2 separate regions of the Homo sapiens genome follow, and region 2 is linked to region 1. The links are chromatin loops, found by intact Hi-C in ENCODE. Cell type or tissue: MCF 10A. All regions are shown on one strand. Links, peaks and the distances in the headings refer to the core of each region. The heading gives the core; the rest is flanking DNA.

Region 1 (15,829 bases), core at 5,355-13,354:
CGTGGTTCTTGCACCATCTATGTTTATCTGTTTATTTTCTCTTTTAGTGTTTTCAAGTTTTAGCACATGCAAGATGTTATAAGGGACCCTTAAGGAAAAGTTTTGTGTCTACATATGGATGAGAATTAAAGGGAGACTACCACCTATGCTCTACATGTAGCGAGAATCCAAGTAAAGACAAAAAAAAAAAACAAAACAGAAAAACGAATTTACATTACTGGTCTTCAGCTACTTTGGTCAGCATACTTATGGAATGAAATGTTGGAAGTTCTAATTACATACACGTAATGCATAGAACAGACAGGGGAACCAGGATATGGGTACCATAAGCAGCTGTGTCAACATGATGGCCTGGGAAAACGGCTTTACAAATGGCCAAGACTAGAGAGTGGTTGGCTCTGAAGGGGAAGTGAAAAGAGTGTTGCAGGGCTAACCAGGCATGGACCTTGGCCATACAATTGCCAAGGGCCATATTAACAATAAGAGATTATAACAATAATTTCACCTTCCATTAAAACATTTGACCTTCATCACAACCCCATGGAGTTGCAAGGATTATGAACATGGACCTGAATATGTAAAGCCCAGAGCTGAGAGGACAAAAGTTGGATGAGGGGACATGGTTGAGGGGACACAGTCTGTGTCACCAGACTGGGTAGACAAAAGAGAAAATTTAGAAATCTAGGGGAAACATACACAGGAAAGATTGTGTGTTTCCCAAGCCTAAATATGGGCATTATCTTTTCATAAGAATTGATTATACTAAACCCATCATCAGGCTTACCTCCTGTTGTGTGCACTTTCTCAAAGGAATATAAAGTTCATGAACATACTGATTTTCTGTACTTTTCATAATTGATCCCAGGTGCCTAGAACAGCACCATGCACATTAAAATTATACAACTGTTTGCTGAATGAAGTAATAAATGAATCCCTCCTTTTAGCAACACTCACTAGAATCCAGCTCAAATGTGTTTAATAAAATTAATTAGTCCAGGGACACCATCAAGTATTTTAGGCTGTTAGCCAATTAGAACCACCCCCATTGCTTTGCCAGGTCAAGCAGGTACATTTTCTAGGTTTTTAAGCAAACTCTAACGAAGGAAAAAGGAAGTGCATGGATTAGAAGTTATTTGGGCAGAGGATTGATTTGGATGTGTCTTGCATCAAGGCTTGTGGAAAACTAAAACTGTGATTTTTTTTTTCTCTTTCTCCTCACTTTTTCCTGATTTTTCTAGGTGAGATGGAGTAAGTTCTCAGGATATAAGAGCTAAGTTCTAAACCTTGTCTTCAAAGAAGATCTTTGAGGGACTTTTCTCCCCTTTTTTCCTTTCTAAAAGACACTTCACCTTGAGAGAAAAGTTAGTAGATTCCCCTTTTTATTCCCCATCTTGGGATTCTGTTCCTTTATTACTCCTTAGGCTTCGTCAGTAAGTATTGACAAAAGAAGTGCTATGGTCTGAATGTTTTTGTCTCCCCCAAATTCATATGTTGAAATCCTACCCCCAATATGATGGTATGAGGAAGTGAGGTCTTTGGAAGGTGATTAGGCCATAAAGGTAGAGACCCCACGAATGGGATTAGTGCCCTTATAAAAAAGGCCTGAGAGATCCTTTGCCTCTTCTACCATGTGAGGACAGAGTAGGAAGAAATGATTTCAATGAGAAGTGATCCAGGATGTGGGCCCTCATCAGACAGTGAATGTGCCTAGATGTTGGACTTCCAAGGCTCCAGAACTGTGAGAAATACATTTCTTATGTTTCCAAACTATCCAGTTTTTGTTAATTCATTATAACAGCCCAAATGGAGTAAGAGAGGAAGAAAACTTGTTTTAGGTCTTACAGGGTTGCTTAGACTAGTCGGAGTTCCTGTCTGGGAGATTCTTGCAAGTGTTACGTATTTCAGCTCACCTTAGGTGGTTCTCCCTCCACCAACTCCAGATTTTTATTGCCCACTTAAATGCCTCATCAGCTTCAATTCTCTCTGGCTTAATTTGTGTGTAGGGGTTGAAATTATTTTCCAGCTTCAGAAGACCTGCCTCAGGAGTTTCCCTTGTAAACCTTGCTTATTTTATAAGCAAATGAGAAAGACAAATTGCTGGCTGAATTCATGGGTCTTAAGCTTAATAGCTCCTTGTAGGGAAGTACAGAATACGGCCAGGGGTGGGAGGGAGGTGAGTGACTAATACAACCCCTGTGTAGTCTTTGTTAGGAAGAAGATTAGAGAACCTAGAGCCAGGATATTGTTGAAATGCTCTAGGGTGGTGGCAATCCACACTGTTCAACTGGTTATACTTTGGGTAGAAAGGATGACAGAATAAATGAGAGTGGATGACCAGTCTGGTTAAATAGCAACCAGAAGAAGTGGGTCTGGCGATTAAGTTCAAAGAATGGTGCCTTTCTCTTGGTACCTTCTTGATAGTGTGAGCTCAAGCAAAGCATGGGAAAACATCTAAGCCATGAAGGTATGGATCCATGTGGCTCTGATATCTTTTTAGTGGTGGAATTTGGAGAAATTTGAACACTTGTGCTACAGAGATATGACTATGTATGAGGATGGCTCTGGTCATCCCGACATTTCTCTACCCACATATTAACCCCAAACATTTCTTTACCCATATATTAACAGGAGATATTTGTGATGAATTTGCCAAAGTACCTGAGGAGATCATCAGAATCTCTGACTTAGACCTATGGTCTAGATAATGTGGGGTGGGGTGGTACTCAAGAGTCGATTACTAGATTCTGGGGTTTGTTTCTTGACCCTCAATTTCAGGCATCATTGAGAAAGTTCTTGAGCAGCAGAAGCTTCTTTTTCACAAATATAACTCTTGTATCCTTGTCTGTGGAATGCAACGATTTTCGTGGTTTGGGTTGGACAACCAGATTGGATTTCTATGTTTGGGAACAGGCAGTATTCTCTCTGCCATCTCTACTCATGAACAGCTGCTGGGTATATTGGCGCTGTCCCACAGGTGGGACTAATTTTGCTTATATTTGCTCACAGGGTTTTGAGAGTCTCATTTGAATATAATTACTGAGATTGCTGCTCCTTTACTTTTTATAAAAAAGATCTGCAGTATGGAATGCATTACTCATGAAAAGAGATTGCATTAGGCTGGATAATTGAAAGACTAACAAGGCCTCGAAGAGCATATTCAATAAAGGCAGAGGATACAGTAAAGCAGGAACAAGAGATTGCAAGAAAGCATCAGAGGTCCAAGAAACTTCCAAGCGCAGCTCCCCAGTGTCTTTCTTATTTGCATCAGGATATGCAATGTTTCCAAATTGAATTACCAAGAATTGTGTGATGATAAATCTTTGTTTTGGGAAAGGTACTTAAACATTTCCAACAGGGTCTTTTATATCCTCTTGGTCACATAGCCAAGCCAGGATATCCAACTGATTATACTGGGTATAAGCCATCAATAAACAAACTGGTTCTGACTGCCACCAGGAGAATTTGAACTTTAATCATCACATCATTAATCATTAGCTCACTATTCTTGTCTTGGCTGAGTCAGGGCCAGAGTCCCAAGAATTCCTGAAGATTAGCAAAGAGTTGTCCTGGTCAAGCTCTAAGGTACCTATCTTGCACAATCTACCCTCTGACACTTAGTCACACCTTTTAAAATACATGTGTATTACTGGTTCTTTTTCCTGAAACTTTGACTATTCATAGAAAAAAGAGAAAGGGCATTTTCCAAAGAAATAACTCTCTCCCAATGAAGTATAAGTGTTTTAAAGAAACATTTCAGTTTACCAATTTTCCAGCATAAACATGTGCAACCATTACAATGGTTTTACACCTTTTCACTACTGAAATTTCTGGGGAGGAGGGTGTTGCTTTTATAAACATTGAGATATAACTTACACACCATAAAGTTCACCCTTTTAGTGTATGTAGTTCAGTGATTTTTGGCATATTCACAAGATTGTGAATCCATCACAACTATTTAATTGCAGAATATTTTTATCACTCCCTAAAGGAATCCCATACCCATTGTCAGTAACTCCCTTCCCTCCAACTTCTGCAAGCGCAAATCTAGTTTCTGTGTCTATGGAATTGCCTATTATGAACATTTTATATGAGTGGGCTATATGATACGTGGCTTTTTGTGACTGGCTTCTTTCACTTAGAACAAAGTTTTAAAGGTTCATCCATGTTGTAAGGATGTATTGGTACCTCATTCTCTTTTTAAAAACTTTATTGAGATATAATTAACATACCATTCAATTTACAGATATAAAGAGTACAATTCAATAGCTTTTTGTATATTTAAAGTGCAACTATCACAACAACCAATTTTAGAATATTTTAATTGTCTTTGAGTGTATCCTGGTTGGAGTTTCTTGAGCTTCTTGGACATGTAAATTAATATTTTAAAATTAAATTTGGAAGTTTTTGCTCATCATTATTACTTTTTTGAGATGGAGTTTCACTCTGTTGCCCAAGCTGCTGGAGTGCAGTGGCAGGATCTTGGCTCACTTCAACCTCCACCTTCCAGTTTCAAGCAATTCTCCTGCTTCAGCCTCACCAGTAGCTGGGATTACAAGCTCCCACCACCAGGCCTGGCTAAGTATTTTTAGTAGAGATGGGGTTTCGCCATGTTGGCCAGGCTGGTCTCGAACTCCTGACCTCAAGTGATCTGCCTGCCTTGGCCTCCCAGAGGGAGGGATTACTGGGATTACAGGCATGAGCCACCATGCCGGGCTGGTCATTATTTTTTAAAATATTTTTTCTGCTCCTTTCTAGCCTCTCTTGGATTTTCATTATGTGTATGTTGGTAATTTACTGATGTCCCACAGGACTCTGAGGCTCTATTCCTTTTGTTTATTCTCTTTTCTTTTCTCATACGGAATAATCTCAATCTACTTATCTTGACGTTTGCAGATTCTTTCTTCTGCTGGCTCAAATCCGCTATTGAGCTCTAGTGAATTTTTCACTTCAGTTAGTTTTCAACTTCTGAATTAATATTTGGTTTTTCAAAAAATAATTTCTATCTTTTTATTTTTTATTGGATGAAACATAATTTTCATACTTCCCTGTAGGTCTTTAGCTATGGCTTCCTTTAGTACTTTGAACATGTTTAAGTAGTTGATGTAAAGTCTTTGTCTAGTAAGTTCAATATTTTTTCTTCCTCAGGGAAAGTTTCTATTGACTTTGTGTGTGTGTGTGTGTGTGTGTGTGTGTGTGTGTGTGTGTTGTGTATGGGCCTTACTTTCTTGTTTCTTTGCATGACTTTAATTTTTTGTTGAATATTGGACATTCAAGATAACACAGTGTGGCAACTTTGGAATTCAGATTCTTTCCCACTCTCCAGGGTTTGTTGTTGCTGTTTTTAGTTGTTTGTTTGTTTAGTGAATTTTGGGAACTAATTTTGTAAAATTCTATTTCTCATGTGTGGCCACTGACATGTCTGAATGGTTAGTTTAGTGACCAACACATGATTGGATAGAAATTTCCTTAAATATCTGGAATCAATTAATCTTTGCTAAGAGGTTCTGTGTGTGTTTTGGGGCATGCCTTTGACATGCAACTGAGTAGTTGACAACTCTGCCTTAGCCTTCACTTCCTGTTTGTGCAGAACCTCCAGACTAGCCAGAGGAGAGAGTTTAGAGGGTTATCAGGTATTTCCTGAGCATATGCAGAGCCCTGTACATGCACACAGCTTTACACACATAAGTGGCTTCTATAGTCTCAGGGATGTGTCACAGCTTTTCAAGGTTCCTATGGACAGCTTATCCTCTAGCTTTCCCTTTAAGCTTTTTAATTAGTCTGTTGTTAGCCATAACTGTTATCCACCACTTCAGGCAGCTGCAATATTATGCAATTGACTCTTATTGTTTTCAACACTTTTGGGGAAAAGAATTTTTCACAAGGGAGAGTTCTTAGTAAGGTAAAAATGAAGACAACCCTGTCAGTGGGCTCTTCTAGGGAACCAACAGGCAATTAACATCACAACAATTTTCTGTGAATGTGCTTTAAAGAAGCTCCAACCCCATTCCACCTTCTTCAGTGTATGACAGGCTGCTGGTTTTCACTGTGATTGTAGGTTATTGACTTTTGAGGCTGTGACTGAGCTGGGAGAGGAGATAGGAAAAGGGAAGTTATAAAACTATAAACCTATTTTTCTTACCAAGATTGAGCTTTTTTTTTGGTAAATAAATTATTCCCAGATTGTTGCAAGCCTTTGATTAATTTCTGTAGTTCTGCAACAGTTGATTCTGACAACTTTTTTGTTGGTCGGTATTCTTATTTCTTTTATAGATGAGAGGATTTTTGGATGAATCAGGTACAGTGGAAAAACACCTTGTAGAAGTTTTAATTCAATCTCCCAGTACGTTTTATCTTTGATATTAGTAGAATCAGGCTTTGTTAGAAATCAAATCTTACTAATTGCACTAAATAGGGGTTACATTATGAGTTAGAATATAATTATTACAAAATTCATAATAATTAAACTAGTTTTTTTTTAAAACTAATATGGCCTTTGCTCATATGCCAAATATTGTTATGGATTGGAACATAGATCAAGGGTCAAGTCTCATTTAATTTGAGATTAAAAATTTTGTGGGCAAAAACATGCCATGCTTTATACTAAAGGTTATACTGACATGGGATCTTAATGAACTTTAAGTGATTGTCATCTTTCCCTAACTGTTAAAATCCTAGTCAAGTTTAATGAGCTTCTATTATGACTAACTACATTCTTATTTCCTGCTGGAGAAGTGCCTCAATGTGGGAGAAGGGGCTCTCTGTATACTTTACAATCCCTCATCAGTTTGGTATGTTGATGGAGGAATCTTTTTGGAATAATAAAGGTCTACTGCTTTGGAAGTTTTAATCATCTGGGAATATGCTGGAACACAGTGTTGGTGACAAGTAGTATAAAAAACCTTGAGCTTCCAGAAGTCAGGGAGAAGCTCTGGGTTAAGCCTCCTGGTGAATTAGGCTGATAAATATTCATGGGTATAGGCAGAAACTTATTCTGGAGATTCTCAACAGGGATCCTGACAACTGATTACAGGCATAGAAACTGTGAACCCAAAGAAAGGAGGCAACTAGTTCTCCAAACTTTGCTTAGAATGATCTAGAGAGGGCTCCCGTTCTAGTGAGCACACCTTTAGAATTTATGGTTAGAAGTAAAAAATATGTGATGTAAGGACCCAAGACATGTACTCAGAAGTAACATCAAGTCACTAAGAAGGAAAATAGCAGCCTGGAAAGAACTGGACTAACAGCTACCGTTAAAGCAGGGCCTTGCTTGCATAGAGGCTAGCCAATTCACAGTGGCCTTGCATTCCATTCTGGAAATTGTCTGCTCTATTTAAGGTTGGGTTTTTTTTCGTAACTGAGAAAGGAAGGATGAGTCGCCCTAACTTTCCTTAATGCCTGAAACATTTGATCCCAAATTTTGCATGGATTTTCTCTTGAATGGCCATTGCTGATTGGAAATATCAATGGAATTCTTAGTAATTCCACTATCTTTGGGCTGCTCCCTAGTTTCCCAAGAAACAGCCTCACTGTACGAGCCTGCTACCTTGCTCTTGTACTACCACTCCACTTGCCTGTGCACTATACATATCTATTAATTGTCCCGTTTTATGCAATCTTCTCCTCTCTCTCTCTGCAATCTCCTCCCCTGACCCCAATAATCTCAGAACATCAGTATATTTAGCACAGATATCAGTCACTATTTCACTCCTGCTCCCTCCAGTGGCACTACAGTGGACCTGACAGTCTGTTTTCCCCCAGAGCCTGTTAAGTGATTCCATCCATGGGTGCTTGGCCTGTGATTGCATCACAAGCTGGATAACACTTGTTTTTCTTTTCTCTTGCACCCCCCTGGCTTGTCTTGTATCCTTCCTCATTCCTGTGTTCTTCTTAGGAACTTGTTTTTGCAGTAAAAATGCATCTTGAATGTAGAGTTACAGAAAAATTTGAGATTGGTGAGAAGTTTTCTTTGTGCTAACGGAGTTGCTTCTAATACTTGTCTAGGCTGTGTCTTTATTTGCTGTGGGGAAGTTATTTTACCAGTTGGAGTGGGGTTATGATGACATATTTACAAACACTGAAGTATGAGCCTGTGAAGGAGAGTCCATCCCAGGACATCATTAAGGGCTGGACGTATTAGGGGATGGATTTATTAGGGGTATCTCCTGGCAATGCCCCCATCCTCTTTGATAGGACCTCGCTGACAAAGCCTGACCCTTAGGGTGCATGTGTGTGCATAGACTGTAGTTTTCAATTTTCTGCTTGAAGGTGGCAGAAGGAATTCCAGTCATCATGAGATCATTGGTGTCTCTCTTCAGAGTTCATGGACAGTATTGCTAAAATAAATGCCCCATCTAGCTTAGATAAGCTTGGGTTTCTTTTTCTTATGAGACAGGGTCTTGTTTTGTCACCCAGGCTGGAGTTGAATTTGCTGAGACAAAAGATGCTGATGAAATGCAGTAGCTTTCTTAACATGAAAGCAAATCCATGTTGCAGCTTAATTTTCCCTCTATTAATTACTCAATGGAATACTACTCAGCCACTAAAAGGAATGAATTAATGGCATTTGCTGCAACCTGGATGGGGTTGGAGACTATTATTTTAAGTGAAGTAATTCAGAAATGGAAAACCAAACATCGTATATTCTCACTCATAAGTGAGAGACTTCTGCCATGATTGTAAGTTTCCTGAGGCCTCCTCAGAAGCTGAGGAGATGACAGTATCATGCTTCCTGTATAGCTTGCAGAGCTGAGCTGATTAAACCCTTTTTCTTTATAAATTACCTAGTCTCAGGCACTTCTTTATAGCATTGTGAGAATGACCTAATACACTATTGAATTGAGGGAGGCCATTTAATCTTTAGCATTTTTCACCAGCATTGTGCTATATAGAGAACAACTACTCTAGCACTTCATAGCTGTTGGCACACTCCTCTCCTATGTCTTGATGGGGAGAGTGTGCCTTCTGCATCCTTTAATAGGATATAGTTGAAGGTTGGTGGTGATTATCTGGTTGCTATGTGGTAAATACATACTAGAATTTCTATCTCGTGAAGTACTTAGTTGACAGAAATTCTTTGTTTACAGTATAGAGGCCAAAATCTAGCTTGGACCACCTTTGAGTTCAAGTTTTTATCAAATTAGATGAGAAACACAAAAGCAACTTCCAGCTGCTTCAGCTTTTATAGTTGAATCCATAATCTGGTAATTATACCCATATTACTAAATAAAGCTCGAGCTAAAATTTAGTACTTGCTCGGTCTAGCAGCCTCACATTTTCCAATCGAGTCCGGTACATCTTCCTCATATTTTGCTGATTCCAAATAGCAATATCCTGCAATCGTTTTGGCAGATGAATTTTCATTTTATAACCTCATCTCAGTCCTTTCACTACTGCCACCAAGTGGTAGATATAGAGATGTGCCACCCAGCTCACTTCATGTAAGTGGAGCCTGGCTGTGGGGAGTGCAGAGCACTTCTGGCTGTCAGCTCCTTTAAGGTCAGCCTCCCTGGTAGAAAGATTCCTCGTCCAATGACACCCTCTTGCTGGGGAAACCCATACCCAGTAATTAAGTAGCGTAGGGTTAAAAAGCCTGGCCATTGAAGCCTGAAGCAGGACAACTGTGGTGTGTAACTGACTGTTGAGCGTTCCTTCTGTTTGGTTAGGAGATTGTTGCATTGTAGTTTGACTTCTTCTGCTCAAGTCTGCTTCCTCCCCCTTCTTGTTGGATTAATATTAATTCCAAAAAAAAAAAAAAAAAAAATCCTGCACCCTGATTTGGTCTCAGAGTAGCTTCTGGAGAACTCAACCTGTAGCAATTGGTACCAGAGGTGGTATGGACTGAAAAAGTAGGTGATATGATAGGGTTTTGGAGCTGGATTACTTACCGCTCAGCTGGAACTGAGGACCCTATCACTATTGGTGGGAGGAGCAGATACAGCTTTCACTGGTGATATATTGTGTTGGTCTAGTGTCTACCATGGGTAGAGAAAGCATTGGTGGGTACAATATTTCAAGTATTTGGGACACACAGAGGAAAGAGAAACTATAAGAAAGAATAAATTGGATGGATGTCCTTAAGAGCTTCTGTGCCACAGAAAGATAACGAGCAGGCAATTAAAAATTAGGAAAGTAAGCAAGAGGGGTTCTTTGTATACAAAAAAACTTTTTATCTCCTGCACCAGGGAGACATATAAAAATGAGGACCAAGCCCATTTAAGAGTTGAAATGATAGAATGTCAAATATAGTTAAATGTCCCACAAAACAGATCTGTTACATCAAATTTGGGGCTCTGATTAGGATAATCTGGGGCCCTGACACGTAGGATGAGGACATCTGGGTGGCTGCATCCCAAAGTTTGGCTTCCCAGACTCTCCTGAACTTTCTTAGCATTCAGAAATGGCCCTCAACTCTTCCTATTAACAGCAAATACCTCTTTGGGCTGAAAGATAATGCATAGGAATCTCTTCTGCAAAGTGAGTGACACATGCCTGTCTCAGGACCTACTCTCTCCTGGCTACTAGCCCTATAATTATGGCCAAGTGACAGCATAATCCAATTTGAGAGGTGATGGGCCTGAAAGGTGCTACACCTGAGGAAGGAGGAATGGAACTCTACTCCAAAGACCTGCAGAAGTATACAGCAGGAGCTGGGGGAGTATGATTGGGACTGGCTTCTCAGCATGCTAGATCATCACTCTAATATATATAGTTAATTAATAAAGAGTTTGATTTGGTAGTAATCTCCTGAGATAAAGGATTTAGGACACTGGCAAGGATACTAGGAGATAGGACAATCCTGCTACTAGAATGAGTTCTAGAAGCATGAAAAATAGAATGGCTCAGGCTGAGTGAAATTGAAATGCCATAATTATTGTGGTAGACAGTAGAGGGAGGGATTGAAAGGCTCAACGACATAGGATTGATGTCCTGAATCCACTACATATGGCTGGAAGACACACTTGATAATTACATTCTATGGGAAGGCCCAGAGCCCACACCATTTACAAAGGTCTTATGAAAAAAAAAAAAAACACCTTGAGAAGGGCACTGGAATCACTAAAATGTTCAGTAATGATTCTCCTCTGTAGGAGAGGCAGTCATAGAACTTGGCTTTCTGATAGCAATAGGAATGATAGGACCTTGAATAAAATAGAGGCCAGATCCTAGCACTTACTCATCAGAAGCTAGAGCATTGTCATTATCATAATGACTTGTAAGAATGGGATGGCAGTCCGCCTTTCTTCACAGAAAGTTATAAAGATCAATAAAACATGGTGGCCAACAAGGAAAGTACTTAAGCAACCAAATCAAGGACAAATCAAATCAAGGGCAGAAGATCTGGAAGCTGAGAATGGTTGTTCCCAGTTTAAAAAAAGTCACAATCTCTTGCCCAATATCCAAACCTGAGTCAGGTCAGATCTCAGAATACATTGAAAGGTAACTGAGTTCTCAGGAAGGGACTCTATAGCAGCATGGAAAATGTATGTGGTAATGATCCCCTATGGCTATTTCAGCTAACTGTATAGTGGGGAAAGCAGAATACACAAATAGGTGGAGGACTCTTGAACACGGAGTCTGACATGACATTAATACCCAGAGAACCAAAGCATTTTCATGGAAAAGGGATGCCAGGTAACAAATTGAGTCCTGGACAAGGCCCAGTTTACAGCAGATCCATTTGCTTCATGGACAAACTCAGTGGTCATTTTCTTTTTTCTTTTTTATTATTATTATTATACTTTAAGTTTTAGGGTACATGTGCACAATGTGCAGGTTAGTTACATATGTATACATGTTCCATGCTGGTGTGCTGTACAGCATTAGGTATGTCTCCTAATGCTATCCCTCCCCCCGCCCCCCACCCCACAACAGTCCCCAGAGTGTGATGTTCCCCTTCCTGTGTCCATGTGTTCTCATTGTTCAGTTCCCACCTATGAGTGAGAATATGCGGTGTTTGGTTTTTTGTTCTTGTGATAGTTTACTGAGAATGATGATTTCCAATTTCATCCATGTCCCTACAAAGGACATGAACTCATCATTTTTTATGGCTGCATAGTATTCCATGGTGTATATGTGCCACATTTTCTTAATGCAGTCTATCATTGATGGACATTTGGGTTGGTTCCAAGTCTTTGCTATTGTGAATAGAGCTGCAATAAACATACCTGTGCATGTGTCTTTATAGCAGCATGATTTATAGTCCTTTGGGTATATACCCAGTAATGGGATGGCTGGGTCAAATGGTATTTCTAGTTCTAGATCCCTGAGGAATCGCCACACTGACTTCCACAATGCTTGAACTAGTTTACAGTCCCACCAACAGTGTAAAAATGTTCCTATTTCTCCACATCCTCTCCAGCACCTGTTGTTTCCTGACTGTTTAATGATCGCCATTCTAACTGGTGTGAGATGGTATCTCATTGTGGTTTTGATTTGCATTTCTCTGATGGCCAATGATGGTGAGCATTTTTTCATGTGTCTTTTGGCTGCATAAATGTCTTCTTTTGAGAAGTGTCTGTTCATGTCCTTCACACAGTTTTTGATGGGGTTGTTTGCTTTTTTCTTGTAAATTTGTTTGAGTTCATTGTAGATTCTGGATATTAGCCCTTTGTCAGATGAGTAGGTTGCAAAAATTTTCTCCCATTTTGTAGGTTGCCTGTTCACTGTGATGGTAGTTTCTTTTGCTGTGCAGAATCTCTTTAGTTTAATTAGATCCCATTTGTCAATTTTGGCTTTTGTTGCCATTGCTTTTGGTGTTTTAGACATGAAGTCCTTGCCCATGCCTATGTCCTGAATGGTAATGCCTAGGTATTCTTCTAGGGTTTTTATGGTTTTAGGTCTAACGTTTAAGTCTTTAATCCATCTTGAATTAATTTTTGTATAAGGTGTAAGGAAGGGATCCAGTTTCAGCTTTCTACATATGGCTAGCCAGTTTTCTCAGCACCATTTATTCAATGGGGAATCCTTTCCCCATTGCTTGTTTTTCTCAGGTTTGTCAAAGATCAGATAGTTGTAGATAAGTGGCGTTATTTCTGAGGGCTCTGTTCTGTTCCATTGATCTATATCTCTGTTTTGGTACCAGTACCATGCTGTTTTGGTTACTGTAGACTTGTAGTATAGTTTGAAGTCAGGTAGTATGATGCCTCCAGCTTTGTTCTTTTGGCTTAGGATTGACTTGGCGATGCTGGCTCTTTTTTGGTTCCATATGAACTTTAAAGTAGTTTTTTCCAATTCTGTGAAGAAAGTCATTGGTAGCTTGATGGGGATGGCATTGAATCTATAAATTACCTTGGGCAGTATGGCCATTTTCACAATATTGATTCTTCCTACCCATGAGCATGGAATGTTCTTCCATTTGTTTGTATCCTCTTTTATTTCATTGAGCAGTGGTTTTTAGTTCTCCTTGAAGAGGTCCTTCACGTCCCTTTTAAGATGGATTCCTAGGTATTTTATTCTCTTTGAAGCAATTGTGAATGGGAGTTCACTCATGATTTGGCTCTCTGTTTGTCTGTTATTGATGTATAAGAATGCTTGTGATTTTTGTACATTGATTTTGTATCCTGAGACTTTGCTGAAGTTGCTTATCAGCTTAAGGAGATTTTGGGCTGAGACAGTGGGGTTTTCTAGATATCCAATCATGTCATCTTCAAACAGGGACAATTTGACTTCCTCTTTTCCTAATTGAATACCCTTTATTTCCTTCTCCTGCCTAATTGCCCTGGCCAGAACTTCCAACACTATGTTGAATAGGAGTGGTGAGAGAGGGCATCCCTGTCTTGTGCCAGTTTTCAAAGGGAATGCTTCCAGTTTTTGCCCATTCAGTATGATATTGGCTGTGGGTTTGTCATAGATAGCTCTTATTATTTTGAGATACGTCCCATCAATACCTAATTTATTGAGAGTTTTTAGCATGAAGCGTTGTTGAATTTTGTCAAGGCCTTTTCTGCATCTATTGAGATAATCATGTGGTTTTGGTCTTTGGTTCTGTTTATATGCTGGGTTACGTTTATTGATTTGCGTATATTGAACCAGCTTTGCATCCCAGGGATGAAGCCCACTTGATCATGGTGGATAAGCTTTTTGATGTGCTGCTGGATTCTGTTTGCCAGTATTTTATTGAGGATTTTTGCATCAATATTCATCAAGGATATTGGTCTAAAATTCTCTTTTTTGGTTGTGTCTCTGCCTGGCTTTGGTATCAGGATGATGCTGGCCTCATAAAATGAGTTAGGGAGGATTCCCTCTTTTTCTATTGATTGAAATAGTTTCAGAAGGAATGGTACCAGTTCCTCCTTGTACCTCTGGTAGAATTCAGCTGTGAATCCATCTGGTCCTGGACTCTTTTTGGTTGGTAAGCTATTGATTATTGCCACAATTTCAGATCCTGTTATTGGTCTATTCAGAGATTCAACTTCTTCCTTGTTTAGTCTTGGGAGGGTGTATGTGTTGAGGAATTTATCCATTTCTTCTAGATTTTCTAGTTTATTTGTGTAGAGGTGTTCGTAGTATTCTCTGATGGTAGTTTGTATTTCTGTGGGATTGGTGGTGATATCCCCTTTATCATTTTTTATTGCGTCTATTTGATTCTTCTCTCTTTTCTTCTTTATTAGTCTTGCTAGTGGTATATCAATTTTGTTGATCCTTTCAAAAAACCAGCTCCTGGATTCATTGATTTTTTTGAAGGGTTTTTTGTGTCTCTATTTCCTTCAGTTCTGCTCTGATCTTAGTTATTTCTTGCCTTCTGCTAGCTTTTGAATGTGTTTGCTCTTGCTTTTCTAGTTCTTTTAATTGTGATGTTAGGGTGTTAATTTTGGATCCTTCCTGCTTTCTCTTGTGGGCATTTAGTGCTATAAATTTCCCTCTACACACTGCTTTGAATGTGTCCCAGAGATTCTGGTATGTTGTGTCTTTGTTCTTGTTGGTATCAAAGAACATCTTTATTTCTGCCTTCATTTCCTTATGTAGCCATTAGTCATTCAGGAGCAGGTTGTTCAGTTTCCATGTAGTTGAGCAGTTTTGAGTGAGTTTCTTAATCCTGAGTTCTAGTTTGATTTCACTGTCGTCTGAGAGACAGTTTGTTATAATTTCTGTTCTTTTACATTTGCTGAGGAGAGCTTTACTTCCAACTATGTGGTCAATTTTGGAATAGGTGTGGTGTGGTGCTGAAAAAAATGTATATTCTGTTGATTTGGGGTGAAGAGTTCTGTAGATGTCTATTAGGTCCGCTTGGTGCAGAGCTGAGTTCAATTCCTGGATATCCTTGTGAACTTTCTGTCTCGTTGATCTGTGTAATATTGACAGTGGGGTGTTAAAATCTCCCATTATTATTGTGTGGGAGTCTAAGTGTCTTTGTAGGTCACTCAGGACTTGCTTTATGAATCTGGCTGCTCCTGTACTGGGTGCATATATATGTAGGATAGTTAGCTCTTCTTGTTGAATTGATCCCTTTACCATTATGTAATGGCCTTCTTTGTCTCTTTTGATCTTTGTTGGTTTAAAGTCTGTTTTATCAGAGACTAGGATTGCAACCCCTGCCTTTTTTTGTTTTCCATTTGCTTGGTAGATCTTCCTCCATCCTTTTATTTTGAGCCTATGTGTGTCTCTGCACGTCAGATGGGTTTCCTGAATACAGCACAGTGATGGGTCTTGACTCTTTATTCAATTTGCCAGTCTGTGTCTTTTAATTGGAGCATTTAGTCCATTTACATTTAAAGTTAATATTTTTACTTGTGAATTTGATCCTGTCATTATGATGTTAGCTGGTTATTTTGCTCGTTAGTTGATGCAGTTTCTTCCTAGCCTCGATAGTCTTTACAATTTGGCATGATTT
Region 2 (15,829 bases), core at 4,283-12,282, 750 kb before region 1:
GGAATAAGGGCTTGGAAGGGAGACCTAAGCTGCTAGCCTGCAGGAATGGAACCCCTGGCCTCCTGTACTTTTATCTGTCAGATACCAGAAGAGAAGTGGAGAGAGGACCACCTGATAATTGACCCAAAAATCTACAATTTTAACAATGAGGAAGTGGGGAAGATTGGAGGGAAATGGGACAACTCTGGTGAATTCTGAATTCTTTGTCCCAGTGCCAACATTAAGTGCTGAGCCAACATATGCAAGTGTTAGAGCATCACATGAAAGCAATTCTAAGTACACACCTAAGTGCCTGATAGAATATTGTGACAGTGAAAAGTATGCCAAAACCTTGTCAGTAACTTTAGCAAGAAAGTGCCCAGAGTTCTGAGCTCTCAGTACTTCAGGATATCTGATAATTCTTCAAGGAAACATACTTTCATATTTTGCCTAAAGAAAAAGAGCTCAAACATTAACTGAGCATCTACTCTGAGCCTAGAACTGAGTCAAACACAGGGTTTGCATCTGTGAAGGCAAAACGGTGCCTGACTGGAAGGAGGTTGCAAACAAGCAGGTGAGAGTGATAAGAAATTGGTAGGAAGTGATGGTTTATGGTGCAATGAGACAAGTGTTTTACTAGAACAAGAATCACATCTTATGGAAGCACCAACTAGGGAGAGATTTTGTTTATATCACTGCAGTGATGAATTTTTGTTTTTAAGAAGGAATAGTTTCTAATTTTATTTTTACTTCATTAAAAGGTACTATTTCAATCCTGCCTATATGACCAGCCAGAAACCTTTTGTGCTCTAAGACTAACATTTTGTGCATATTTTAAAGAAACAAACAGCTGGTTATAAAAATTACGCAGGTTCATAGTAAAAAAAAAAAAAGTAAAAGCCCTATCTTTAAAAATACATCATCTTAAATCCATTATTAAGGTTTAACCACTGTTAGTCCCTTAGACTATATCTTTCATAATACTTTTCTATGATTCAGGGCCAGGATTAGTGTGAGACAACCAAAGCAGGAATGCATCCTGTATTTAAAATTTTGAAATTTTGTTTATCATGGATTTTTTTGGCATTTATTTTGTTTTTTTTAATTCTGCATTAAATTATGATTTATCTTGATTACGGAGTTTTTGGTAACCCACCACTGGCCTCATCTCAGCCCTGGTGATATGACTGGGATGGTGTGACTAGATACCACTTATGTTTATAAACATGGCTCATGTTGTAACAGCAGTGGTAAACACGGCAAACATGTTTTCCACTTAATTTATCATGAGCATCTTCCCTTATATAACCTATTTTGTGAAACAAAAACTAGAATGTAGAGTGTAATACATAACCTAACAGGAGAACAAAATATTTGAAATCAATGATCTCAGAGACACAGAGGACCTGGTCTTATACATGGAGCTTAACCCTGAGGAGTATAATTCAGACATTACCACAAGCATTGCATTATCACAGCATCAACTTGCACAGACAGGAACAATTCATCCCATCAACCTCATTTGCAAAAAAAAAAAGATGAGAAACATCAATACTTAAGGTGGTCTAACTAGAGACGGAATGGAACCAAATAGTCGCAGCTTTGTTTCAGAACACCTAGGCTAGGTTTCAGAGCCTGGGCACCCCATGTTCCCTCTCCCTTTTCCTCCTCTTGGCTTCTCATCTCACCTAAGGTTTTTACAAGGGACAACAATGGGGAAAGCGATCTTCTCTCACAGGAAGGGCAGGGAGTAAAGGATCAGCTGATCCTGCAGTGAAAAAATAGCGTACCCTCTCCAAACATGAGTGATACTTACTCCTTTTTATTTTTTCCCCAGCAGTAATGGTTCATGCTCATTGTAAAAACTTTTGGAATATAGGAAGGAATAAAGAATAAATTAAGTCATCTGTAATTTCATTACCCAGACATAATCAACATTAATATTCAGGCAGACTTCCTTTTATTATTGTATGTGTGTGCGTGTGTGTATATGCGTGTATATGTATGATTTATTCAGAAAATTATTATTATAACCTTATAAAGATTTCTCCTCTTCTTTTCTCAGTATATTGCCATTACATAAAGAGCATTCTTTCATACCATTAAATATTTATTTTTCAAAACTGATCTTAGTAGAGGCCTAGTACTGTCTCATATAAATATAGGATAATATATATAATAAATCCCCTGACATCAGACATTAAGGTTACTCCCAATTACTTATTATCTTTATATATATGTTAAAAATATGTGTGTATAATATGTAAGTAAACAATTTGCATAGTTTATATGTGGTAATATATGGTTAATATATAGGCTAATAATATGTAATTTATATCTAATAAATAAACATGTCTATACTATATAAATATAAAATTGTATATAATTAAATACAATCAGTGCTCTGTATCCATGGGATCTGTACACATGGAATCAAACAATTGTGGATTGAAAATATTCAGGAAAAAATCGACGGTTGCATCTGTTTCAGGGAAGACATGTTCAAAACAGACATTTTTTTTGTAGCTTTTCCCTAAACAATACAGTATAACAACTATTTACATAGCATTTATATTATAGTACATATTATAAGTAATTTAGAGATGATTTAAAGCATACAGGAGGCTGTACTTAAGTTGTATGCAAATATTATGCCATTTTATATCAGAGACTTGAGCATCTGTGGATTTAGGTATCTGAGAGAGGTCCTGGGACCAATTCCCCCATGGACATGAAAGGAGGACTGAACCCTTAGCTGCTCTTTGGTTATTTTCCTAAAATCAGCTGAGTAGGTGAAATTCCTGAGCCAAAGGCAGGCCTCAACCCTGTATTTGCATGCCCCTGCATCACTCGTTTTACCCTAATCCCAGCCCTGAGTCATAGAAAAGTGTTTTGAACAATATATACTGAGGGGCTTTATGTCTTTTTGTGCAAATGAAAGCCTTATAATTTATGGCTTATTTTATTTGCTTCAAGAGACAAAGAGCCTTGCCTAGGAAAGTTGTCTCATGGAAACAAAATCCAGCCCACATACTAAACACATCTGAACTCATTAAAATCCTCAGCTGAAAAAAAGGTGGACCCTCTGCCTTTGTAAAGTGTGAGAGGCTGGAATACAATGCCTTTAAGAGTTAAAAGCATACTGATCTTGCATTATGTACAATGGAAAGATGATACCAATAACTGTTTACCAAAGAAACCAGATAGCCTTTGTTTTGCAAATTGGGTAAAGAACTTCAGTGACAAATAAGTGATCCATGGAAATAATGTTCACATCAGCTTCCTTCCCTGAATTTTTTTCTTTTAAAAAAATTAGAAGCAAAAAGGCGTATTTGTTATATTCATTGCATTGTAGAAAAACTATAAAATGCAGGTGGACAAAAGGAAATAATTAAATAATCTATAATCCCCACTACCCAAAACCAATCATCGTTAATAATTTGGAGTATAGCTAAGCTTTATGTAAACAAATATGTCTACTTTTTTCATAAATGGGAAAATACTCTACACACTGCTTTTAATACATCAGGAATGCTGTCCCCTGCCTTACCTGAGCATGAGTATTTCCCAGACTACGCTGTAGACGCGTCAGCCTGCCTCTCCATTTCAGGCGTATCTTGACAAATATTACACAAATAAAGAAGGACACCAGATTGGTGAGATGGTTGCAAGAGGAAGCAATTCCATGATAAGGAAGATTAAGGAGCTACAAGCGTTCTTTGGCCTCCAAGTCACCGGGAAGTTAGACCAGACCACAATGAACGTGATCAAGAAGCCTCGCTGTGGAGTTCCTGATGTGGCCAATTATCGCCTCTTCCCTGGTGAACCCAAATGGAAAAAAAATACTTTGACATACAGGTAATGAGATCAAGTCTTTCCAAATTCAGAGAAAAACACCACCTCTCTCTTTTTCCCTTTTCTTGAAAAAATATTTTCCTTCTCATCCGTATAAAAATCCTGACACCTCACAACCATAAGAATAAGAACTTTTTACATCCATCCGTCAGGCAATGACAATGGGCAATTCACCAGAAAATACGGTTTTAGGATTATCATAATGACTGGCTATTTTAGGCATTCCAAACAATTTTACCAGCTAGAAACAACACAATTATCTTTAATCTAGTCTAGGATTAATGACCTGGCAGTACAAACCAGTTTTCTTAAAACAACCTGCTTAATGAGAAAGAAAAAAATAACCTACTAATAAAGTAATTTATTTCATTGATTCCAAAAATCTTTTATTGATGATTCAAGAAATGCATTCCATTTGAGGGTTATAAAGGTGAACAGGTCAACTTTCTTGACCTTAGGGAACTCACAGTCCTTTAAGGAGAGACAGACATGCAAACAGACAGCTGTAGCTCTGTGTGAAAAGTGCAAAAGCATAGCTCTAAGCAGTGAACTGTGGGACCACAGTTCACATGGACAGAGCTACCAAGTGGCCCAGGGACCAGCAGTAACATCTGAGCCTGATTCGAAGGCAAAGCAGAAGCAGTTCCACTCTTAGCCCCAAGCTCCCCTCACTCCTTCCCTGCCCTCTTTCTTCCCTCCCCTAATCCTCTGGCTTCATCCCTTATAAACCAAGGGGACACACCCAACCAGAACCTCTGTCCCTCCCTGCTGTGCTCAGGGTACGGAGTCTGGAATTCCCTCTCCCACAGCCAGACCTGATTCTGGGAGCCAGCGCAGACTTCCTCCCCAGGTTGGTCCAACCAAGGGCAAACTATGTATGGTACCTGCCCCTCAGCCTGAGGTAGGGGTGGATGGTGCCTGCCTGCGTGGGCCTCATGCATGACAGATGGGTGCAGGTCAGAAAAGAAGAGTGGACTCCACTCTTTGTGGTCCTGCCCCAGGCCTTGCACATGTAAGGAGTTTTCTAAGGAGAAAACCAGACCAAGCATATAGCAGCAGAGAGTGGACAGACTGGCATGTTGATGGGCAGCATTCCCACCACAAGTGCCTAGTGCATGCGGCTGCAGCAGAGGGTGCAGGAAGGGCAATGGCAGGAAATGAGCTGGAGGGGCAGCCTGAAGGGCAACTAGAGCGTGATGTCAAGGAGTTTGGACTTTATCCCCAGGGCGGTGGAGAGCCAGGCCAGGACCAGGATCAGATTTCCCTTTTAGGATGAGCACATCTAGATGATAACTGGAGATGGGGAAAGGCTGGACTCGTGCAATAGTCTAAGCAGTGGTATGGTAGAGCTGCCGCCTAATAGCTCACAGAAGCCAATCCTTAAAATGTCAGGAATTTTGCAGCCACTTGTTAAGCTCCCAAGAATTTTGTGAGCTGGTTGCTAAGACAGCCATTGTTAAATTATGTAAATTTACTATTAAATAAATCATATTACATTACATTAAATAAATTAAATTATATTATATTAAATAAATTATATTAAATAAGTATATTATTTCATATTTATATTTATTATTAAAATATATTTTTGTAGTAATAAATAAAATACTATTTATTAATAATATATTATTAAAACATTATTTTATAATAATAAATAAAATACGTTATTTATTATTATATGTTATATTATTTAATAGGTATAATTATTTAATAAATTACATTAAATTATATTAAATACATTATATTAAATAATTACATTAATATAATAAATTATATTAAATTATATTAAAAATAAAGGTAATAACATATTGCCTCTTATTTCACTACATTTTATTATTTTCTCTGTTCATGAGGCTATGTACATCTGTATAATCTGAGTGGTTCATTCATGCTCATCTCTTCACAACCTGGCATTCAGTGATGGTAAGTTGGTAGCTTGAATTAGCCATAGTGAGAATATTTACAACACAGAAATCAGCAAGTCATGCAAATCAAGTGGGTTTTTTTTTTTCTCCTTGTAGAGCCACTTGTTAACCTGTTCCAGCACACCAGTGAGTCCATTTGATCAAAGGAGGGGCCAGAATCCAGGGAACAGTCATGAATCCCCTAGGCCACTTGTTACCTGCTATCAGCCAATAAATCCATAAGGTGGCAGGCTGAACAAAAAAACAAAGCAATTGGGGGAGAAAAACCTCATAGGAGTTGAACACAAAAGTGATTCTGAAATAGTAAGAATAAGACAAGAAAAATGTGTACGCATCGACAGAGTCTTTTCATAGTTTTCTTAAAGTAAACTGTGTTCTGGAATTTTAGTCCATGACTATGTACAACAAAGACAAGAAGCCTGGGTCAAGATAATGTGATGCTTAGGGAAGTATAATATTCTTGTGATAAGCTGGGCAGTCTTAAAAACCCCTCAACACACACATTGCCTATCCACTCTTGCTCCCCAATAACTCTACCATCGCCTCCCCATGAAAAAGGACACTAGAGGCTATCACAGTACTCTGCCTGTGTAGCTACTGACTTTCAGAATAACTTCTTACAACATAACCCAGAGGATTACAAAAGGAAAAAAAATACAGCATAGTGCTTATATGCATAAGCTTTGGAGTCAGACAGAACTGGGCTCAAACCTGACTAATCATAACATGTAGATGATGATGATGATCTTCCTCTTAGGGGTCGAAGTGAGGATTAGATAAATGCCACATTAAAAAGTGCATACAGCAACAGCACATAGTGTGACTTCAAAGAATATTGGCTAGTATTACTATTGCTTTATCAAGCTCCAGACCCTGATTCGGGGATCCCTTTTTCCATGTTCTCTTCTTCTCTGGTGCTATCCCTCTCTCCTTCCTTGTCTTCTCCAGGCCAACACACAAAGTCAGCTCAAAGATATGGCTGACTTACCAAAAATGCGAGGGCATGTCAAAGTACTAAGTCCACCTAGTTGTGATAAATTGCAGACTCATATTATGCAGTGGGCTTGGCATATTTTGAAAGCATTAAATAGTCCCTTTAAGGGTCTGTCTGGTATCCCCCTTCAATTCTATAGCTCTCTTCTTTTGGCCCCAAACCTGGGGTTAAAGAGCTCCTTGTTCCTTCCCTCTCAAGTCCTGAATTGAGCTATTTGCTATCCTTTCTGTGGGCACAGTCCTTTCATTTGGGACCCTAGGATTACTGCTGTTGGTTTCTCATTGAAATTGCACCATCTGCATTATAATAACCTAAGATACCTTTCAAAACACAGATTTCTGGATCATACCTGTATTTTTAACAAGCTTCCTAGGTAATTATCACAGGTCCTAAACTTCGAGAGCCACTGAGTGGGCCCTAAAACAGCTAGCTTTAATTCTTTAATTCATTCATTTATTTATCAAGCAATTGCTAAGCATCTGCTATGTGCAAGGCACTAAACTAGGAGCTAGAGAGAGAGAGAGAAAGCAGGGCCGGTCCCTGCTCATGGGGTTGGCTCTCACAGACACAGCTTCTCACTTTGCATCATATTCCAGCCCAGCCCAAGGTCTCGGGTAGAAGTTGCCCTCCCTGCCTTTCCTTTGTGTGCTGCCAGAAATCCCCAGACCCTGGGCTTCAGAGCAGAAAGTTCTAACAATCACCAACTCTGACTCCACCCACAGTCCAAAAAGCACTACATTTTTCTGCCTTCAGGTGTCATCGTCACACCAGTAATTGCTGAAAGGCTCACCCTTTTTTCAATTCCAGTGAGCCTCCGTTTTTAAAGCTAGCCCTTCCTCTTTAAGAATGTATTATTTTGGGCTGGGGGCAGTGGCTCACGCCTGTAATCCGAGCACTTTGGGAGGCTGAGGAGGGCGGATCACCTGAGGTCAGCAGTTCAAGACCAGCCTGGCCAACATGGTGAAACCCCGTCTCCACCAAAAATATAAAAATTAGCCCGGCGTGGTGGCGGGCACCTATAATCCCAGCTACTCAGGAGGCTGAGGCAGGAGAATCAATTGAACCTGGGAGGCAGTGGTTGCAGTGAGCAGAGATCATGCCATTGCACTCCAGCCTGGGCGACAAGAGCAAAACTCCATCTCAAAAAAAAAAAAAAAGAAAGAAAAGAAAAAGAAAAAAGAAAAGAATGCATTATTCTGAGGGAAAAAAAAACCTTCCCCAATAGCCCTGGGGAAATCCTGAGGAGCTTTGAATAAGAATTAGCAAAACTTCAAAACTCCACATTTCTATTTTTTATAATTGAAAACATCCAGTCCCTTTGGGGAAAAAGAGGTCCTCTCTCAATGAAAACGACTTTAAGAAAAATTGACTACTTACTACCTGTAACATTTCACAAGTTTTATTTATCTTATTTATTTATTTAATTATTTTTGAGTGAAGTCTCACTGTGTCACCCAGGCTGGAGTGCAGTCGCCCGATCTTGGCTCACTGCAACCTCCACTTCCCAGGTTCAAATGATTCTTCTGCCTCAGCCTCCCAAGTAACTGGGACTACAGGTTTGCACCACCACGCCCAGCTAATTTTTGTATTTTTAGTAGAGATGGGGTTTCACCATCTTGGCTAGGCTGATCTCGAACTCTTGACCTCAAGTGATCCTCCCACCTCAGCCTTCCAAAGTGCTGGGATTACAGGCGTGAGCCACTGCGCCCGGCCACAAATTTTATTCTTTTAAGTCGGTGGTAGTATAATAACAATGAAAGCTAAATGGTTTCAGTACCGGATTATCCCAACTGTCTCTCATCTCTCCCTTTCATTTGTCTTGTTGTTTCATATGCAGAAATTTAACATATAATAAAGCAAAATAAGAATTATTATTTCAGAGAAAAATCTAAATTGTAGATTTACATTTAACATTTTTTGAATACAACATATAATTCTTGCCTTCTTCGGAGCAGTTACTGAAAAGAAAACATGTTCCTTCCGTTTTCACAGAATATCTAAATACACACCTTCCATGAGTTCTGTCGAGGTGGACAAAGCAGTGGAGATGGCCTTGCAGGCCTGGAGTAGCGCCGTCCCTCTGAGCTTTGTCAGAATAAACTCAGGAGAAGCGGATATTATGATATCTTTTGAAAATGGAGGTATTGTGGTACTTGGATTCCATCTACTAATTCAAAGGAGAGTTGTCCCAATACTGTTCCTTCTACATCTTTAATTCGAGTGATCACACACTCCTCCTTCGCACAGTGCTGTGATGGGCCAAGGCCAAGACCATGGCAAAGCCATGATCTTCATCTGGCCAGAAAATAGAACCAAAGGAGTTCTTAGCATGTCTTGTCATCATCAGACACAGCTGTAGAGTAGATTCACTGTAACAAACTTTCATTATGACTTTGCCCCACTAGGGGACAAATTCTTGCAGATTTTGCTTTCCCGTTAGCCACATGACCTCATCCATTCCCATGATAGTGTTTATCACTTATATAACCCCTTCTATATTAGCCAAGGATATCCTACCATGAATCCTCACTGAAGCAAATACCTTCCACAGTGACCTTGAAGCAGCTTTCCCCCTGCAGCAATGGTTAGGAAAGTATCGTTTCTGTCTTGCCCACACTTGCAGACCACCTTCTGGGAGATATGCAAGAGGTCTGCCTCCAACTTTCCCACTTCTTCTCCATTCCATTGCTCACCCTCCTCAGATAACATTTCTAGTGTCCTTGTCATTTCAAGCCCAGATCTTAATTTTAATCTGATGTCACTGGGGGGAAAACATGCTTAGGAGCTAGAAAAAAGAAGATCAAGCAAGTCCTGAGAATAAAGCCTTTAGAAATGGCCCTGGGCGTGACCTGGCCCAGGTTATGTCCTATTCCTCCCAGAAGAGAAAGGCCACCCCTGGTGAAGTGGCAGGGAAAGCAGTGTGACTCGGGGTAGCTTTGAAGGCCAAGGAATGAATGTCTGGCTCTCTCTTGATCTTTCAAGCTTACAGTCTGTCCCCTAATACACAAGCCAACCAGGGACTGTGCTGCCATTGCATGAAGTCCTCGGTGTGTGCACCTGAGTAGACTGCATTTCACTGAAACCTGAGAAATGCCATACCAAAACTTTGTTCTGTCGGCTTTTTAAAAAAAAAAAACAAACTAAAACTGGGTATCCTTACTAAGATTTTTTTAAGTGGTAAACTATATCCCTTATTTTGTTCTTCCTCCTCCTCTTCTATTAAATTTGTAATGAATTGTTAGTTAAAATAGATAATTAAACAAAAACTTAAAAAGCTTTAAAAGTTAGGATTTTATAAACACCTTTATGACTTTCATATGTTTTCCACATGAAAGTATGTCAAAATTACAGAGAGATTTTTGACACTTCCTTAAACTGTATTGTGCTATAGAAACAGAAAGCACACACTTGTTCAATTCACTATCACTGTCTCAGCTGAATCAAATTTGAAAGGTCATTCTGCTAACAGGTTCACATTCCAATCAGTGGGGTAGGTTTTGCTATCGAATGCCGCCCCCCCGCCGCCCCGCCCCGCCCCAGTCGTTCTCCTTTTGTAATCTGTGGCACATGCAAAGTCCACAGTATCCTATGTGTCAGTTAACAGATGTCATGATAGCAACAATAACCCAAAACAGGTGTTTTTTTATTGCTAATGCTTACTATCTTTGCAGTATGAATTAGCCTTTTTTATTTTTCAATGGGCTGTTACTCATTGACAAATGAACTTCCCATTATAACAAATAAATACTGAAAAGTGAATTTAAGTGTCAATGCTACTCAAAATGTCCCTTTTCTGTAATATGATGCGCCCCTCAGAATTTCTAGAAGGACTCAATCTTGTTGGCCTTTCTCCCCACTTGTTTAGATCACGGGGATTCCTATCCATTCGATGGGCCTCGGGGGACTCTAGCCCATGCATTTGCTCCTGGAGAAGGCCTGGGAGGAGATACACATTTCGACAATGCTGAGAAGTGGACTATGGGAACGAATGGTATATATGCACAATTCACCATAACCTGGAAAATATTGTACCTTCTTCTGGGCTCCATCATGAAACCTTGAGGTTCAACGTCCCAAGCCACCCTTTAACTAGGGGGGCTGGCTAGGAAAAACAAGTAAGCCAAAAATCCAAAAGGGATCACATAAGGGAAAAAAATCCACCCCAAATTGTGTTGTAGACTTGTCTGATCTGTTTCATAGCATATCATCTGAAGAACCAGTCATCCCCTTCTCAACGCACTGCTCTCGTTTCCTTCAACAACCTAGTATTTATGATTTCTTACTTATTCTTGGAAATGGGCTACATTCAGAAATGACCCAAGAGAATCAGTACTGTCCTGAGAAGTGTGTTGGGGATGGGAATAAAGTTTCCAGAATATCATACAGGTCATCTGGAAATCTTCAGTGTGAAACGTGTGGATCAAAAGGTGTAGGCTGTAATAGCAGGGAACTATTAAGGCATTTGTGGTCTAAATTTATGAATTATTGCCAAATAGCATTGCCACTATTTGTTCCAAGGCTCTGCTTTATCAGTCTACCAAACATCACTGATGATGAATAAAATGGATTGATGTGCATTTCTGTCCTCCCCCACCCCCAACCCCCTTCTAGCCAAGGGGGGAAGAATTAAAGTCACCAAAGCTAAGTGCCAGAATAACCTACCAACCTTTGAATAATCCAGTTAGGAGAAGGAGATGGGTTAACTGTAATGTGGGCATAAATTATACTATAAAGATGGAAGATGGAGAAAACAAAAACCTGTGTTGATACTGTTTTTTTCTCTCTCATATTGTCTAGGTTTTAATTTGTTTACCGTTGCTGCTCATGAATTTGGCCATGCCCTGGGCCTGGCCCATTCCACAGACCCATCAGCACTGATGTACCCAACTTATAAGTACAAGAATCCCTATGGATTCCACCTCCCCAAAGATGATGTGAAAGGGATCCAGGCATTATACGGTAAGATTATTACCTTCTTTGATGACTCACCCTGAAATTGGCAGGCATTCAGTCTCCGAATTAAAGAAAGTGCATTTTATCTGCATTGGTAAAGATCAATCTAGAAACCATAACCCCAACTATGCCTTCTTGTGAAGAGCTGATTTGCTAGTTATAAATATGTGTGTGATGTGTGATTAAATTTTGCATCTTTCCTTTACAGCATATTAGTCCTGGATAGCCTTAGAAAATATAGTCATTTGTCGGTTTATGTTTTTCCTTTGAGTGCAGGTTAGAATTTACACATTGGGAGAGGATGGATATAGTTTATAGTTCATATATGTGGTGCTTACCCATTTGCAGATAAGTGACCTTATCTCCCTAAAAATAGCAATCATGATTAAAATAACTCTGCACCCAGTCATGTAGCCAATCTGCAGTTTACAAAACAGGTTCATGTGTGTAGTCTTACACCAGCCTCACAACCAACCTGTGGGGTGTGAAGTGTTTTCCTCATTTGATAGCTGAGAAAGCTGAGGTTTGAAGACAGTAAGTATCCTAAGATATCCTAAGATAAGTTACCTCAAGTATTAATATTCTTCCAAAAGGTAATAAGGGATTATTAGAAACTCTGTATCCAATTTTCCTTAAGGGAAAAACAAACCAATTAATCCATCAGAAGGAATCTTGAAACATCCTTAGACCTTGACAATTTTTCTTTAATGGATAAAAGGCAAAAAGATCTAGGAAATTGCTTTTCCTTTGAGCCCTGGAGACCTGGTTATTAGGCTTCTGATTATCAGAGCTTCTCCCCATCTTCTCAGTGCCTAGAGACCCAGATCCCCCAACAGCTTCCTGGGGTGCTAGGAATCTGGCCCCAGGGGATCTGGAGGGTGGGAAGCCCAGAAATGGGCACACCATTCAAAATCAGTCAGATTTCACCTGAGGCACAAAAGACAAATTTCATCCCAAGAAGCTTTCAGCCAGCTCTATCCATTTCCAGGAGGGGGAAAGCACCAGATCTGCCTGACCCTTGAGGGACAGGAAAAATGCCATGAATGTCTCCATGTCACAAACTCAGCTCCAGAGCCTTGGTGGCAGTGTTCCAATGGGAAGCGATTCCTGTGGGCCACCGAGAAGGGCTGAGCTCAAACACTTGCCTTTGGAGGTCCTTGTGCCCTGGAAAGTCACTGCCTTCGGATGGCCACTGTCACTCAGCCAGGAGGCAAAGCACATATTTTGGCACAGCTATTATGACACAGGTGAACAAAATGTGAAAACATGGGTTTATGTTACAAGGGAGCATTCATATCACCCACCCGATCGCTTGCCGCTGCTGACCCTCTCCAATTTCCAGCTTCGATATTCTCCCAAAGCCTCACCCCGCCTCTGATCTTCGCCTTGATGCTAACCCTACTTCATCCCTGACCTCAAACCTCATCTGACCCTTATCAGAGGCCTGAACCTTTCCCTTCCCTGTGCCTCATTCCTTCCCTGACTCTCACCTGTAATTATGACGAGGCTTCATCAAAGAGCAGGAACCTGCCAGAGGTGACAGTCCAAGCTGTGCAGGCTCATTCTTCTGGAGCTGGGACACAGTCCTGAGAGATGCAGAGCAGGAGAGGAGACTCACTGATAGCTCTCGCAAGATTTGGGTCCATGTTTTCCAAGACGATCCACCAGAAGATACCTTTAAATAGCAAACACCTTCAGTGTACTTCAGTTTCACAAGAACTCGCTCAGTTTTTCCTGGATGCCTAGTAAAAGACAAAAGCACAGGGCAGGATGCCAAGGAGTCTATGAAAATAATAGGAAAACACACAAGAAAGTTTTCTTATTGAGAAAAAAAGAACTTAATTACAAACAAACAATCCATGCCAATTTTTAAATTACATTTCTAATTTGGAACACTTGTAGATATCAAAGAAGTTCTATAATAAAATAATAATCTTTAGAAGACTTACTATGTGCCAAGCACTCTGCTACCTGCTTTACAGGAATTATTTAATTCTCACAACAGCCTTCTGAGGTGAGTACTATTATTATCCCTCCCTTTTAACAAGTGAGGAAGCTGAGGCTTGCAAAGTTGAATAATGTGCCTCAAATCACACAGCTCAGCAACCAGGAGAGCCGGGACTCAAACCCATACCTGCCCTCAACAGCCATGATCATGATCACATGTCCAGCGTGAAAGTGTACAACCTCCCCTGGGGCTCTAGAGCAGAAGTGTGTGAACTCCAAATTCCCGTTACCATTTTGACCAACTCATTTTGAATCCTAGGACCTCGGAAAGTATTCCTGGGGAAGCCCACTCTGCCCCATGCCCCCCATCACAAGCCATCCATCCCTGACCTCTGTGACTCCAGCTCATCCTTTGACGCTGTGACAATGCTGGGGAAGGAGCTCCTGCTCTTCAAGGACCGGTAAGCCTCAGACACGCCACCGACTCTCATTGGGCCTCATCTCCACTCCCAGACAAACGTCGTCCCACAGGTCCTTGTTGCTGCCTTGTATGAAGATCATGCAGAAATGCTGTCCTATGCAGCAGAAGGGTGGTAGGCAGGGGTCTTTGGGGGAGATAGAGAACTGCCAAAACTACTGTTTGTGGTGCACCTACTGTGGTCTTGCTACTGTGCTAAGTTATGTCCATATATGGACAATATTTATTGTAACCTTTTTCACTGTAGAGATTAGAATCCCTAATGTGCAGATAAAGAAAGCAGCTCAAAGACAGCAAGCAAGTTTCCCAAGGTGACAGTTAAATGGCTGAGCTAGGACACCAGCCTGAATTGATCTGATGTCCATTTTGTTTACCACTTTATCCCTAGTGAGTGTGCATAGCAAATGCTCAATAAATATTTGGTGAATGAGGGTTGGCTAGCTGGACAGATGGACAGATAGGAGATTGGATAAAAGGATGGATGGATGGATGGATGATCAGATGGATAGATAGGTGGGTAGATAATTCCAAGGCCAGCATTCTTCCGAAACTGCTCCTTTTCAGTGCCTCCGGGCCTTTCACAGAGAAGGCAGATCCCTCTTCTCCCCCAACTCTGGTTTCTTGGGGAGTAAGGCTGTTGTCTCCATGATGCTGGTTACTCCAAATACTTCTTTCCATGGAGGCAAAGAGAAACATAGCAACATTCACCCCATTCCTCCCTTTGCTGGGGACAGAATTCAATCACACCAGAATAGGCAGAGGCATCTCAGGAGCATTCATGTGTGGCATTATTTTTTCTTCTTCTTCACTATTGCAAAAGTGTTTATGGAGCCCATTGTGGTTTTCAAGCAGTGTAGTCTCATGTATGAGAAGGTGTATGAGTAGGGGACTCCAAAAGCCCTGCAAGATAGTGAGACATGAGCTCTAAAAGTTAGGCCCATGAAACAAAACAAGAAGCAAGTACCTGGGAAGATCTAGAGAGAGTTCCCTGAGGAGCAGACGTTTGAGAAATGTGATGTTCCTTATCTTGTATGCTTTTGGGGATATATTGTTGAGCTACTATTATAAGAATACTTTTTGCTCCTTCAGCACAGAGAGAAAGTAACAAAGTATTTTTTAAAAAGCAAAATTTACCCAGAATCCCACCACCTGGAGTGTATCAGTCTGCAGGAGCTGCTATAACCAAGTACCATAGACCAGGTGGCTTAGACAACAGAAATGTATTCCTCACAGTTTTGGAGGGTAAGAAGTTCAAGATCAAGGTACTGCAAGGTAAGTTTCACCCCAAGGCCTCTTTTCCTGGCTTGTAGGCAGCCGCCATCTTGCTGTGAGCTCTCATGATCCCTTCATGTACAGAGAGAGAGGACTGAGATTTCCAGTTTCTCTTCTTATAAGTGCACTAGTCCCATCATGGGGCCCCCACCCTCATGACCTCATGAGTCAGGAATGTCCTCTTCCAGCACTAACCCTAATTACTTCTTGAAGGTAATACCATCCCATTGAAGGTAAAGGCTTCAGCATAGGAATTTGGAGGGCACATAACACAGAGCATTCCCATTGTTAAGCATATTGTTTTATGTCCCTCCTGACGTTTTCTCTGGATAGAGAGCTAGATATTGTACATATGGGAGTAGGGCGCAATGATTTCTAAAAAAATAGGATTTTACTAGTGGTGTTGATTTATAAACTTTTTCACTC

What was found. Hi-C counts contacts between places; a loop is a spot of excess contacts. Peaks named below come from ENCODE experiments on the same cell type or tissue, not always from the same donor. Only the 100,000 strongest peaks of a DNase experiment are listed, where the experiment ranks them.
Region 2: a loop joins it to region 1, with 19 times the contacts of the local background. A loop is called at or near these places in 10 of 110 quality-filtered maps.

What each region holds. Positions count from the first base shown.
Region 1 is chr11:101,854,517-101,870,345 of GRCh38, reverse strand. No RefSeq gene overlaps it. Among named protein-coding and RNA genes, the nearest start is that of CEP126, 53 kb to the left of the region's middle. In MCF 10A, for the core only: CTCF peaks have their summits at 7,715 (motif pointing left) and 9,365 (motif pointing left); DNase peaks (open chromatin) are centred at 7,745 and 9,405.
Region 2 is chr11:102,604,820-102,620,648 of GRCh38, reverse strand. MMP20 (matrix metallopeptidase 20) reads left to right here. Exons shown (of 10, transcript NM_004771.4): 2 at 3,590-3,837; 3 at 8,746-8,894; 4 at 10,619-10,744; 5 at 11,551-11,712; 6 at 13,973-14,114. Among named protein-coding and RNA genes, the nearest start is that of MMP20, 13 kb to the left of the region's middle. RefSeq lists enhancers at 4,338-4,837, 4,838-5,339. In MCF 10A, for the core only: a CTCF peak has its summit at 7,518; a DNase peak (open chromatin) is centred at 7,508.